2 separate regions of the Homo sapiens genome follow, and region 1 is linked to region 2. The links are chromatin contacts, found by Hi-C or POLR2A ChIA-PET in ENCODE. All regions are on one chromosome and are shown on one strand. Each heading gives the region's core, a stretch centred on a gene start or an enhancer-like site at or near the end of the contact. The rest is flanking DNA. Distances are from core to core; before and after follow the strand shown. Region 1 holds the start of CAMTA1-IT1 (CAMTA1 intronic transcript 1). Region 2 overlaps CAMTA1 (calmodulin binding transcription activator 1).

The links. A loop is a pair of places that touch in the nucleus more often than their neighbours do. ChIA-PET counts read pairs that join two places held with the same protein, here RNA polymerase II (POLR2A). Pooled maps may share reads with other maps.
Region 1: a loop to region 2 is called in a map of heart left ventricle, with 16 times the contacts of the local background. The contact joins the promoter of CAMTA1-IT1 here to the enhancer-like site in region 2. A Hi-C loop is called at or near these places in 15 of 168 maps with a recorded cell type or tissue (Right ventricle myocardium inferior, breast epithelium, cardiac septum and 6 more) and 12 of 50 pooled maps. POLR2A ChIA-PET finds 5 or more read pairs at or near these places in 1 of 52 experiments (activated CD4-positive, alpha-beta T cell).

What each region holds. Positions count from the first base shown.
Region 1 is chr1:7,362,017-7,368,612 of GRCh38, reverse strand. It overlaps CAMTA1-IT1 (CAMTA1 intronic transcript 1), which reads right to left and starts at 4,219. Exons shown (of 1, transcript XR_010947450.1): 1 at 1-4,219. The region is part of intron 5 of CAMTA1 (calmodulin binding transcription activator 1); the gene reads right to left.
Region 2 is chr1:7,287,405-7,294,262 of GRCh38, reverse strand. All of the region lies in intron 5 of CAMTA1 (calmodulin binding transcription activator 1), which reads right to left. Among named protein-coding and RNA genes, the nearest start is that of CAMTA1-IT1, 74 kb to the left of the region's middle. RefSeq lists an enhancer at 1-88. Within about 2 kb of position 2,729, at least 9 of the 41 ENCODE cell types and tissues checked have a DNase peak (open chromatin) inside an H3K27ac peak, as active enhancers do; they include gastrocnemius medialis, heart left ventricle and heart right ventricle, where a contact is called at or near this core.

The sequences.
Region 1 (6,596 bases), core at 2,970-5,469, 73 kb before region 2:
CACGCCATGGGTGCACACAGCGGGAACTCCTGTGCTAGTGGGGGTGGGGCCTGGGAAGGGGTCACTGACTGTGAGCTCACTCTGCTCAGCCATAGATGGGCAAATAGGACTGCTTTGTGTGCTAGGTATCTGCACCCAGTGAAACCATGAGTGCCCAGTGCCTGCGCCCAATGAAACCATGAGTGCCCAGTGCCTGCGCCCAATGAAAGCATGAGTGCCCAGGGCCTGCACCCAATGAAACCATCCATGCCCAGTGTCTGCACCCAATGAAACAATAAGTGCCCAGTGTCTGCGCCCAATGAAACCATGAGTGCCCAGGGCCTGTGCCCAGTGAAACCATGAGTGCCCAGGGCATACACCCAATGAAACCATCCATGCCCAGTGCCTGCACCCAATGAAACCATGAGTGCCCAGTGTCTGTGCCCAATGAAACCATCCATGCCCAGGGCCTGCACCCAATGAAACCATCCATGCCCAGCGCCTGCACCCAATGAAACCATAAGTGCCCAGTGCCTGCGCCCAGTGAAACCATGAGTGCCCAATGTCTGCGCCCAATGAAACCATGAGTGCCCAGGGCCTGCACCCAGTGAAACCATGAGTGCCCAGGGCCTGTGCCCAGTGAAACCATGAGTGCTCAGGGCATGCACCCAATGAAACCATCCATGCCCAGTGCCTGCACCCAGTGAAACCATAAGTGCCCAGTGTCTGTGCCCAACGAAACCATGAGTGCCCAGTGTCTGTGCCCAACGAAACCATGAGTGCCCAGGGCCTGTGCCCAGTGAAACCATGAGTGCCCAGGGCCTGTGCCCAGTGAAACCATGAGTGCCCAGGGCCTGTGCTAAATAAAACCATCAGTGCCCAGTGTCTCATGATCTGGGTCAGGGTGAGCACTCAGTGAATGACATCTATCGTGGTATTGGCATCCAAGGCCACAGACTTAGGCCACTTATTCTTGTAATGTCCCAGGAGTAGAGGAAATACCAGGAGAGTGCAGAGGGCCCAGAGCTCAGCTTGGCCCCAAATGCCAGGCATCAGCTCTCCCAGTGTTTCTCCAAAGGTGCCATCTCAATCCCTGCCCAGAGCCAGGTGCTGGCCAAGGATACAAGAGCCAGTGTCAGCTGCAAGGTGTTCAGCTCCACCTGCTGAGCCGGCCTCACCCATGCAATGTGCAACCACCCTAATGTGTTATGACAGGAAGGAAGTACAAGTAAACATAATAAATCTGGCCAAATGGCCATTATGATGTGGAGTGAGCAGGGCTGGGGACGGGGGCAGTCTGGTCTCCTTTATGTCAGGGGAGCTTATAGCTCTTTCGTTTTACCTGGGGCTCTGTTCTTTACAGCAAATTGGACCTTTCGCTCTGAAAGAAATAATTACTCTCTGAGGAGAAGAGAGCTGGCCATGAATGCTGATATGACACTCAATGTCACCTTGCCAGTCAAAAGAGGCTCCAGCTCCTTGGCTTGGGTCCCAGCCAACTCCCCGTCTCTTTCTCATAATGGAGGTCACCTCTCTATAGAATTTGTTGATGATCTCCAAAATGACAAGTTAGAAAGCTCCTGTCAGCAGGATATTTTTTTTTAAGAGGAAAGAATGGCACAGAGAGGGAGGCAGCAGGAGCCCTGGGGTGAGGAGAAGGGAAGGCCCCAGAGTGAAGCCAAAGGTCAGGTTTTGCATAACCAGACGCCAGGTGCCTGTGAAGTTCCATCCAAAATTAACTTCTGGAACCAGTGACCCAGACAGATGAGCTGTATCAGAAATCGGCTGCTCCCCCTTGTCCATTCCAGGGAGGGAACCCACAGACAGAGCTCAGGAAGCCAGCAACCAAGCTGGCGGGTTCCTGCAGTCTCCTGTCAACGCACAAGGCTGGCGCCAGTGCCCTCTGCAGCTTGCAGCCCAAGGGCCTTCACTTCAGACATGTGCACCGAGGAGCCGACTTGACTGGGCAAATAAAAATATCCACAGCTGTGCCATCAAAGACACATCAGTGGGGTGGGAAGAGCTCAATGTTATCATTAGCTCTCTGCAAGGAGAGAGCATCTACTTCATCTGCTGCAAATCATCTGCGGAGCAGGGAAATATTGGCCCTGGTGGTTGTAAATAATTCCATTTGCCAAGAGTCCAGAAAAGAATTCTAGCCACATGCACACTCACCCAGCATCAGCATGGGGCCACACAGCTATTCTGAGCTTTCTCCAAGGCAACCCGCGGCCTTGGAGGAGCAGCCCTGGAGAGAAGGGGGTCACCTCCCCTGTGTCCATGTGGAATATACCTCATGTGGAGCTCAGTGCGGCCAGGCAAGAACAGGGCAGGCAATGAGGAGGACAGGCAAGGTGGGCTCTACTGAGCAGGGTGTGATTGGCAAAGGGACGGAGATGTGCTGAAGACATCCCCTCTGCCCCTGGGAGTCACATGGCCACTCGCTGATAAAACTCCCCAAATCACACTGCTTTCTGGGTGCTGGTGAATTCCACCATCCATTTGACAAATATTTTCTGAGTGCCCCATGCCAGTCCCTGTGCCAAGTACATTGGGGTCACAGAGAACGGGCAGAGTCCCAGAGGAGGAGAAAGGAGCAAGTCACCAGGTAATATTCATGACACAGTGGGCTCGGCATGTGATAGTGCCAAGTGAGCCCAGAGGGCCATAGAGGACACCCCCAGGTTGGGGATTCAGACGCAGGAAGCTGATGACCCTGTGCGCGGAGGGAGCAGCCTCCAGAGAGGAGCAGGAGCTGCCCGGAGGAGTGCTTTCCACCCATCCCCACGTATTGCTCTGGGTGGAACCAGCTCCCCTGACTCCATCAGTCAGCAGAGAAGCCATATCTTGGACCCTATGCCCCAAGATCCCAGAATCAGTTCCTGGTGAAAAAAGCCAGAGCTGAAGTCTCAAACCAGTGGTAACGGGGGCTGCCTGTTTTGGCCAGAACTGTCATTAGAATCTTAGGAAGCAACTGAGCCAGAGGAAAAGAAAGGGATCATTCTCCAAGAAGGGGGTCCAGGAGGAGACTCCGGTGTCTCTACTTCTGCAGAGCTGCGCTCACTCTCCACCAGCAGGCCCAGGGAAGTCCACACCCAGGCGCGGGGCCTAGGGAAAGAAGACGCTTGGCTGCACGTTTATACTTTTAGAAGCATTAAAAAAAAAGGTCTGAAATTATTTTTTAAATATGAACAGGAGGTTTTAATCAGAACAGGAGAGAGGAATTCCTTTCCAGTAATAGCCCAGTAATAGCACTTCCTAAAGTAATGAGATTTCAGTATTCAACAATAAAATGTGATCTATTCAGGATTCTAGGAAATAAAACTCTAGAGATAATTCGAGGGTGATTTTCTGATGCCTGAATGGGTGTTATGGGTTCAGACCATCAAGCCCATCCACAGCGCAGCCACCAGGTGCTTGCTGCTCAAAGGCCTCCAGACAGAGGCTGGAATTCAGCGTCCACTGGGGCCTCCCTCCCGACAACCTCTGAAGACCACAGGTTGGTCCTCATGGGGTCCGGCCTCCAGGCCAAGTGTGAGCTTGGCTGGATGTCACAACTGCTCCCTGGGCTTGGACTCTGGGGAAGGTCATGGGAGGTGTTCTGCACTCTCTGGGATGACTCTCAGTCCTTCATCACCAGCCACACCGAGCCTAAGGACATCCACTACAGAAGCCCATGGCCACCGCCATTCCCCTGACTGGACTGATCTGAGAAAGCAGTTTGACAGGTGGCTCATTCATTCATTCACTCATTCATTCATTCATCCATTCACTCAGTATATACTGAGCCCTTGCTTTGTGCCATGGACTCCGACTGATTCTAGAAGCACTGTGTGGAGTGTTTTTATGGGGCTTATCCAAACTCCACAGACACGCATCTCTGCAGCCCCAGAGCCCACAGCACACTGGGATACCCTCTCCCACTGCCCAGAAAGCATCTCACGCATCCTACCTCTCACCTTCGACATCCCCTCCTCAGGGAAGCCTCCCACCATCCCATATCTGCAGCTGCAGCCTCCTTCACGCCTGCCTTCTAGCATAGGTTGAAGCTGTAATGACCACCATGCACTCATAGGTCTGATCTGTGTACAAGAAACCCAGGAAAGCAGTGAGCTAGGATTGTGCCTCTGCACTTCAGCCTGGGTGACAGAGCAAGAAAGTCCTTGTCTCAGAAAAAAAAAAAAAAGAGTCACAAGGGAACCTGTGTGCCCCCTCCTCCACCATGTGAGGACACATAGAAGGTGCCATCTATCAGGAACAGCCTCTTACCAGACACTAAATCTGCTGGTGTCTTGATCTTGGACTTCCCAGCCTCCAGAACTGTGAGCATTAAATGTATGTTGTTTATAGTTACCCAGTCTAAAGTATGTTGTTCTGGCACCATGCATGGACTAAGACACCTCGCTGGTCTCGCTGCCTGCAGTGTCCTCAGGATGTTGCACACCACCTGCATAGAGTCAGCACTCGATAAGCATTGTTTATGAATGAATGAAGTGACTCTAGAGTCATCCTGTGAGGCAGGGCACTGGCTAAAGGGACCACAGTTTCAGGAGTCAAGTGAAAAATCTGTTCTAACCCATGAGCTACCCTGGAAGAGGCACTCTCGGCTTTTCTGACCTCAGTCCCTCTCTGTAAGCTGATGGGGCTGGACTCTGGTTTCTCTGGCTTTAGCCCCCGTGACTTTATGGTTCTGTGACTCTCTATCAGGCATCTGTTCCCAAGTGTTCCCGGTCCCTGGGATACTCTGGCTTGCTATGCCTTTGAGGGGGGCTACCAGGGTGAAGCAGGTTTAGTAGAGGGCAGATCTACAAATGCTTATTGGAGAAACACCCCTCACCTGGCCAGCTAACCACAGCGCTGCCACACTCCACTCATGGAGAGTCCTTGCTGGGGTCAGCCAAGCCTCATCACAGCCAAGATGAGACACACACCAGATGCCCTCCCTCCTGCACTTGGTGGCCAAAAATAGACCTGCTAATCACGGGGCTTAAATCCTTCTGAGGGTCCCAGAGGCAACCACACAGGCCAATCGTTCCGATGTCACCCATCCTGTGAAATGTCACTCACTGGCAGGAACCAAACCACCTGATTTGCAAACTGCTATATCCTGAAAGCCAGAAGACAGCGTAAGAGGAAGGATTAAGTGAAGTTCGGCTGACAGATGATGTTCTACAAAAGGTCACCCCCAGATCATTCCTCCATCCATTATTTATTAACAACCTCCGAGACACGAGTGTTACATCAAATGTCCTGCAACGGGAAGATGATAAAGTAATATTTTATAGCTAGAGCCCTCTTAAAGGTGTTAACAAAGAGCTTACAAAGTGATTTCAATGTGTTACAAAATAATTTGTTAAGAATTCACTGCAGCTGAACATTAAAAGAGATATTAATCACCCAGTGAAATGGATGCAAGAAAAACAGCCCAGCTCATGTCCATGAGTGATGTAACAAGTGGGCACCATGTTCCTGTTGATTTAGCACTTGGGTCAGACAAGGGCACAGTTCCTACTCACTCTCTCACGTTTCAAACTTGGTATCATGTCCCTATTTAAAAACTTCCGCAATGTCTTTCTTCTTCTACAGAGCACCTCTGCGAGCTAGAAGGGTTGGCATAAATGGTTATGTTCCACTAATTGTCTTTGCCCCACACGCATCAAGTCTATCCAAGTCCACCACCTCTACCCAAGTTCACTCGCTCTATTCAAGTCCATCAACCCTACCAAAGTCCACCAAGTCTATCCAAAGCCACCACCTCTACCCAAATCCACTCACTCTATTCAAGTCTACCAGTCCTACCGAAGTTCACCACCTCCACAGAAGTCTACTCAGTCTATTCAAGTCTACTAACTCTACCCAAGTCCACTAACTCTATTCAAGTCCACCAATCCTACCCAAGCCCACCACCTCTATCCAAGTTCACTGCCTCTACCCAAGTCCACCAACTCTATTCGAGTCCACCAGTCCTACCCAAGTTCACCACCTCTACCCAAGTTCACTCACTCTATTCAAGTCCACCAATCCTACCAAAGTCCACCAACTCTATCCAAAGCCACCACCACTACCCAAGTCCACCAACTCTATCCAAGGTCACCATCGGTACCCATGTCCACCACCTCTACCCAAGTCTACCAACTCTATTAAATTCCACCAGTCCACTAACTCTATTCAAGTCCACTAACTCTATTGAAGTCTACTAACTCTTTCCAAGTCCACTAACTCTACCCAAGTCTACTAACTGTACCCAAGTCCACCAACTCTATCCAAGTCCACCACCTGTACCCAAGTCCAATAATCCTATTCAAGTCCACCAGTTCTACCCAAGTTCACTAACTCTACCCAAGTCCACTAACTCTAACCAAGTTTACCAGCACTACCCAAGTCCACCAACTCTGCTCAAGTTCATCAATTCTACCCAGGCCCACCAATCATAAGAGAAATGCTAGTAAGACAGGATAAACATTAGTTATAAAGTCACATGACCAGGACATGAAGCAGGCAGGGCACATGTGTCAAGCCCTTGTGAAGACACTGGATCATTTGCAAGTAGGTGTGACCATTTGAAATTAGGCCTTCTGGCCCTGTCCAAGTATAGAGAAAATTTTCAGGGTTGGTTT
Region 2 (6,858 bases), core at 1,480-3,979:
AACAGCGTAAACCCCTGAAAGGGCCACATCCTGGCTGAACAGAACAGCCCCACCACAAACCACCGAGGGAGCCTCCTGCCACCTTGGGTTATCCCCTCTCAGCCTCTCCCTGCCCCAGCTTGAGCACCCCCATCATCAGTGCTTGTGATGGAGGGTGAGCTTGTTCTGGAGGGACCTTCTCTTGAGGGCACCAGGATCAACTAACGCCCTCTGCATAGAAATGAGGAAAGCCTGGATTATTCTGGGCTTTGGACACAACTGTGCTTCCCCTGGGAAAATGCCTGCCGATGATATCTTTGCAAGCTTTAACAGGTGGGAAGTGCGAGGCTGCTAGCACGAAGCAGAAAAAGGATTACAAAAGCCAAATGCTCATTACTACAAAATCTCCTCCAACAGGCTCCAAAGAGGCCCCCCGGGGCATGCCGAGTTTTCAGAGAAAAGCGAGGGGCACGGGAGAGCTGGAAACCCTGGGCAGCCATCGGGAGGCAGCAACATTACAAGAACCAAGAAGATGCTCCCCAGGGGAACCCCAATAACTTGAAGCATTAAGCTGGGATAATTCATGTTTAGACTCCCCCACTGAGAGTCCTAAGTGGGATGCAATCTATTTCCACCCCCCTTCAATCTTATTGAAATACCAAGCATTTTGCTTGTAAAAGATGAAAACAGACCACCAAATTATACAAACTGTAGTGATAAATACATTTCCCAGTGGATGGCAAGAAAGCAAATGACAAACAAAACCGGGAACACATGCACATGGATCATGGAGCCATCCGGGCCTCTGCCCCACAACACCCCATGTACTCTATAAATCGGCTCATTGTGACTCTTCTGTCTTCACTGACAAACGACCAAATGGGCTTTGCTCACACCGAGTGCCAGAGAAATGCCAGCCCTGAAACAGTGTCCAGGTGCAGGAAGGAATGATTCTCTTGGACAAGTGGCCTGCCAGCACGTTATCCCTTGTCACAGCAGGCCTCTGGCGGGAGCTCCTGGAGACGAGTGGCGGTCTCTCATCACCCAGACAAGGTCTGCATTTGCTCCCCAGCCTTTACCAGCCCCAGCTTCTGCAGCGCAATCCCTTCCCAGGAAGGCAGCCCCACCCCGTCCCTGTCCACTGGAAAGCAGTAGAAAGGGGGCAGGAATACAGCAGAAAAGCAACGAAGCCTGGGCTCTGGAAGCTCCAGTGACCCAGCAGGGAGTAGGACACCCCGCCGGAGCTTGCCACTTCCTAGGGTGGTTCTTCCCCAGGATTCCCAGGAGGCAGGGAGGACATGCCTTCCCAGAGATCCCACCCAACCTCTGCCTGGTGTGACATGGGAGGTGGCGCTGGGGTGGCCTAGTGCTCTGTAGGAATTCCTCTGCCTGCTTCCTAAAGGCGGAAGCGAGGCTGCAGGAAACACGTGGCATGGGATCAGTTGTCTTCTCAAAGGGAACTGAGCCCATGAAGGGCAATAAGAACTCACTTGAACAAAATGGTTGCATTTTCTCTGAGTGGTCCGTGGGTGCAGAGGAGTGCAGAAACGCATGCAAGGATTTGGCATCCCTCATAGGAACTGGGAAAAAACTAAGCAGCTCTTGATAATTTTCAAAGGAGGAATTCAATCAGGGATCAATTCAGAAATTTAAGCCAGAGCTGAGTCTGAGCTTCTCTCTCCTGAGTACGGAGAGTGGGGAATTCAGCATCTGGGCTCACATTCCTAAGAAAAAGGCAGTACCCGTATGGATCATCTTTCGAGAAATAATTAAGTCTTCAGGATGAATGGCGAGGCTGGGGGAGCAAAGGTTAGGTGGTTTTAATGCCACATCCAGCCTCTCCGGAGTGTTCAAGCAATTCCCATAAAGATCCACAGGAGACACACATATTCACCGAAGCTGAAATACAAGGTGGCTTCAAGAAAACACAGAATATTGGCTCTGCCTGCTAAATAAGTTCTTTCAAAGAACTTTTTTTTTCCCTTTTGAAACTGCCAGGACGTAAGAGTAGTTCATAATTGATCCCCAGAGAAGGCTCTGTCCAATAAGCCTTCCCTCTAGCTCACATCCCAGGAAGCCGCAGAACAAGCCAGCGCTTCAGCAATTCAATCTCCATATATTTTATTTTAAAAATATTTCATTTCTGGCCACCAGTCCTTAGATCTCCAATTTGATTTGGTTTCTATAAATGGATTTTTCAAAGTGTAGGTGGAAAGTAGATTTAATTGCGAATTTCTGCAAACTAAAATATTCAATATAAACGTCAGAGTATGTTTGCACCCAGCATCCTCCCTGCAATGCACACACCAGCTTTAAGATGGGCACACGCACCCTTGGATAGTATTCTCAGCTGTTTCCATTTACAGAGCCCAGTCAAAACAGCGGGGGAAGCTGGCATCTGGTTTTCTTCCCTGCACCACTTCCTGTTTCCAGACAGTTGTTGGAAGGAGGAATGTACCTCTAGAGTTTCAGCTAAGAAGCCAAATGTGGGTGACAACCAAAACTGTCCAAGGGCAATGCCGCCAATGGAGTGGAGCCAGGCTGGCTGCCCAGTTCTCACTGGCCACCCACTCCTGGGCTAGGCTCTCTGCCCTTCCAGTTCTGCCAGTAAAAGAAATGTGAAGGCTTAAAGCCCAGTGAGTGCTGTTGCTGTGATATCAGCCTCCTGAGGTCAGGCAGCTGAAGCAACACCCAGAGGGGATCTCCCAGCAGCGCTTAATTCATCGCTAGGGCCCAGAAGACAAGCTGACCATTTGCTGGTGTGATGAGGGGCGTGCACACAGAGGAAAGCTCAGCCAACTGGGAACAGGCTCTGGGCCAGGCACTTAACATTCATCTCTGAACAACTCCTAGGAGTTGTGCACTGAAATTCCATTTCAGATGACGAGACTGAGGCCCACTGTTTTCACGTAACTACTCCAGCGCAGAACTGGGTCAGGCTGACTCCATAGCCTAGGTTCTCCCTAACAACATGGCACTCTCCCGAGATACACTCTAGGGAGATTCCCCACTCCAGCACGATGGATGATCCTGCCAGAGTCCAGCACCCCCTTTGTCTCTGCCCGTCTTCGTCCCTAACTTTCCCAGCCTCTGGGTACTGTGTCTGTCATGGAGTGAAGGTCCTTCTAGGCTTTCAGTAGGTGCACTGCAAGGAACCCAGATATGGCAGCCCACCCACCAGTGCTTCACTGAGCACCTTCCACAGCAGTCCCGGCAGACTCAGAAGAGGAATGTGGCAATGGGATTGGGAGCATGTTTCATCCCACACAAAAGACACTGCACTCTGCAGGGGGAAACCAGGGGTCAGTTCCCATTCTGCCACTGAGAGCTGAGTGATCCTGTGAGAGTCACTTCACCCCCCCAGGAGCCCCCATTTCCTCATTTGCAAAATGAGGGACATTTTAGGACAGTAAAGTTAAAAGGAACCTCAGACTTGTTGGTAAAAGTATCGATGGAATAAATGTTAGGGGTTTTCTATTCATTGGGAGTTTCATTCTATGACTGTCATCTGTCGGAGAGTCCCCGAGAGCCACAGCACTTGCTGGCATCATGTGATAATGAAAATGATGATGGTAATAATAATAAAATGAGAATAATTTACGTCGCAGCAAGTAAAGCTAAAGATAGCAGTCAGTTTATATGCGGAGAAAGCACTAAAAATGTGTGTCAATACACGCAGGAAGATAAAAGCAATACGTGCATGGGGGGGGTGGTTGCAACACATAATTTGGAAATGCAAAATGGCCCAACAGAGACCCAGAGGTATGGAACTTTCTAGTGAACATCCCAGGCCCCGAGTTACTCTCACTGAAGGCAGGTGTCCCCTGCCCAGGTGGAAAGCTGGGTGACATATAGTAACATCCACTACTCCACATATATCTCTCTTTCCAAATCTAAAACTCAGGGACATGCACTGCTTCTGCTGAGGTGAGGGGCAACCCGTAAGGAAAGAGAACATGGTGTTTTCATCACCTAAATCCAGAGGGACTGAATATGATGCAGGAAAAAGCTCCAGGCCAAAGGAAGGCACTGTCAAAGGCAGAACCGAGTTTCCTCACCCCATCCCTTCCCTCTGCCAGGCCATGTCCACACGATGGACTTGATAATCATTCTGATGGAAATGCTGCACATTTTCATGGCAATTGTACAATTCCCAGTATTTTCCAATGCACCTCACATGTTCCCCACTATATCAGTCTCTCAGGGCTTCCATAACCTATTGCTTACAAACTGGGTGGGTTAAAGCAAGAGCAATTTATTGTCTCAGAGTTCTGGATGCCAGAAGTCTAAGATCAAGGTGTTGGTAAGACCACATCCTCTCTGAAGCCTTGGCAGAGATTAAGGTGTTGGTAAAGACCACACCCTCTCTGAAGGCTTGGTCAAGATTAAGGTGTTGGTAAGACCACGCCCTCTCTGAAGGCTCTGGGGAGGAGCCTTCCTTGTCTCTTCCAGCTTCCAGTCTTGTGTCAATTCTGGGTGTTTCTCAGCTTGAAGACACATCCCTCCAGTCTCTATCTCTGTCTTCACGCAGTCTCTCCATGCCTGCCCTGAGTCTGTGTGTCCTATCCAAAGGTCCCTGTTCTTCTAAGGACACCAGTCATTAGATAAGGGCCCACTCAAATCTAGCATGACCTCACTTAATATGATTAATTAGATCTGCAAAGCCTTTATTTCCAAAGAAGGTCACATTCTGAGGTTCAGGGTGGACATGCCTTTTGGGAGGATACTATTCAACCCAGGATGCCCACAAACACACGAAGGTGAGAGTGCAAACCGGGGCATCTCATTTTATAGATGAGGAAATGGAGCCCCTGTTCCTCTTTCTCACCTGCCTCCGAGGACAGGGTGCCCCTTCCTCTCCAAGGACAGTCCTTCTCCTGTTATCTCATCCTCTTGTCTTCCTTTGTCGTCTGGGACTGGATCTTGAAACCACACCTTCTCCCTCTATTTTTCATTCTCACCCCTCCTGCTCATTTCCCTTTGCTCAGACACAAGAGGCTGGAAAACTCCCACCCTCACTGATATGGTTTGGATCTGTGTCCCTGCCCAATCTCATGTTGAATTGTAATCCCCAGTGTTGGAGGTGGGGTCTGGTGGGAGGTGATTGGATCATGGGGGCGGATTTCCTCCTCGGTGCTGTTCTCATGACAGCGAGTGAGTTCTCATGAGATCTGATTGTTTAAACGTGTGGCACCTCCCTCCCCTCTCTTCCTCCTGCTCTGGCCATGTGAAGGGCTAGATTCCTTTTTGCCTTACACCATGATTGTAAGTTTTCTGAGGCCTCCCCAGAAGCCAAGAAGATACCAGAATCATGCTTCCTGTGCAGCCTGTGGAACCAGGAGCCAATTAAACTTCTTTTCTTTATAAATTACCCAATCTCAGGCATTTCTCTGTAGTAATACAAGAACAGACTAATAGACTCATCCTGACTTTGATCCTCCTTCCCCAACTCTCCCGCTAATACCAAATGCTTCACGAGAGCCGCCTGTGCTGGCTGCAGCCACCTCTCACTGCTCTCTGCTCCAGCCCTAGCTTTCTGGCTTCTGCTCATCACTTCTTGGGCTTTGCATGGGCACCAGGGATCTCACGGTTACTGCTCTCTTTCAGTCCTCTTCCCCAGTATGCTTCTGTTGCTCATAGCACAATTCACCAACTCTTCCTTCTCAACTTTTGATTCACCCTTGGTTTTCCTGCATCCAGCACACTGCCCTGTCCTGAGTCTTTTCCTGCCTGCCTCTCCTCTTCCATGCCCACAACCCCAAACTCTCTATTGACTGAACGGCCCACACTCAACCAGTGTGGTTGAACTGGTGGTTGAACATTCAACCAGTGTTCACTAAGTATCCTTTGGGCTATGGACAATGCAGAGATGAACGTCTGACATTAATTCTGAAACTTCAAGTCTAGTTGAGGAGATCAATTAAATAACCACAATGCAAAGTAAAATAGAGATAAAGTGCTCTGGAGACAAAAAGCAACCCCTTCCTGTTAGGAAAGCACTCTAGATTATAAGCTCTTTGTGTGGGAATGAACTGTGCCGTGTATTCTCATACCCCCACGGTGCCCAGCACGCAGAGCGCTACGAGTGTGGGCTTCAGAGTCACACAGTCTTATTCCTGAATCCCGGCTCCACTGCTTATCAGGGAAGGTCAGGTGGCCTCTCTGTACTTCAAGTTATCCATACGTAATACGGATAATAATAGCACCTGGTCCATGGGGTTCTCTAGAAAATTAAGTGAGATAATACACACATGCAGAAACTAACTAGTCACCAAACTAACTGGATAATTTTCTCTTCCTGGACAAAGAAAGACTGTATTTCCCAGCCTCCTCTGTAGTTAGACTGGCCATGGGACTGAGTTCTGGCCAATGAAATGAAGGTAAAATTGATGTATGCCACTTCCAGGCCTGGCTGCTACAACACCTTCACTCTCTTCCCTGTCCTCAGGGATGAGAAACAAGGACTCTAGGATGGTGGAGCCACACAATAGAAGGAGCCAGGATCCCTGAGTCACCACCTGGAGGGGAACCACTCTGATGCAGCATTTGCCTCACAAGAGTTGCAATGTGAGTGAGAAATAAACTTGAACTTGTTAAGCCACTGGCATTCCAGGGCTTGTTTATTACCAGCACGTGGCCTAACCTAGCCTGACCAATACAACATGTAAAAATATCAGTGGTGATGATGATGAAGAAGAAGAAGAAGAAGGAAAGGGCTTGTTTATTACCAGCACATGGCCTAACCTAGCCTGACCAATACAACGTGTAAAAATATCAGTGGTGATGATGATGAAGGAGAAGAAGGAAAGGGAGAAAGGTAGAGGAACTTGGTTAGAATAGCTCAACTCAGTCCCAAGAGCAGTTACAAATCTCATGAGA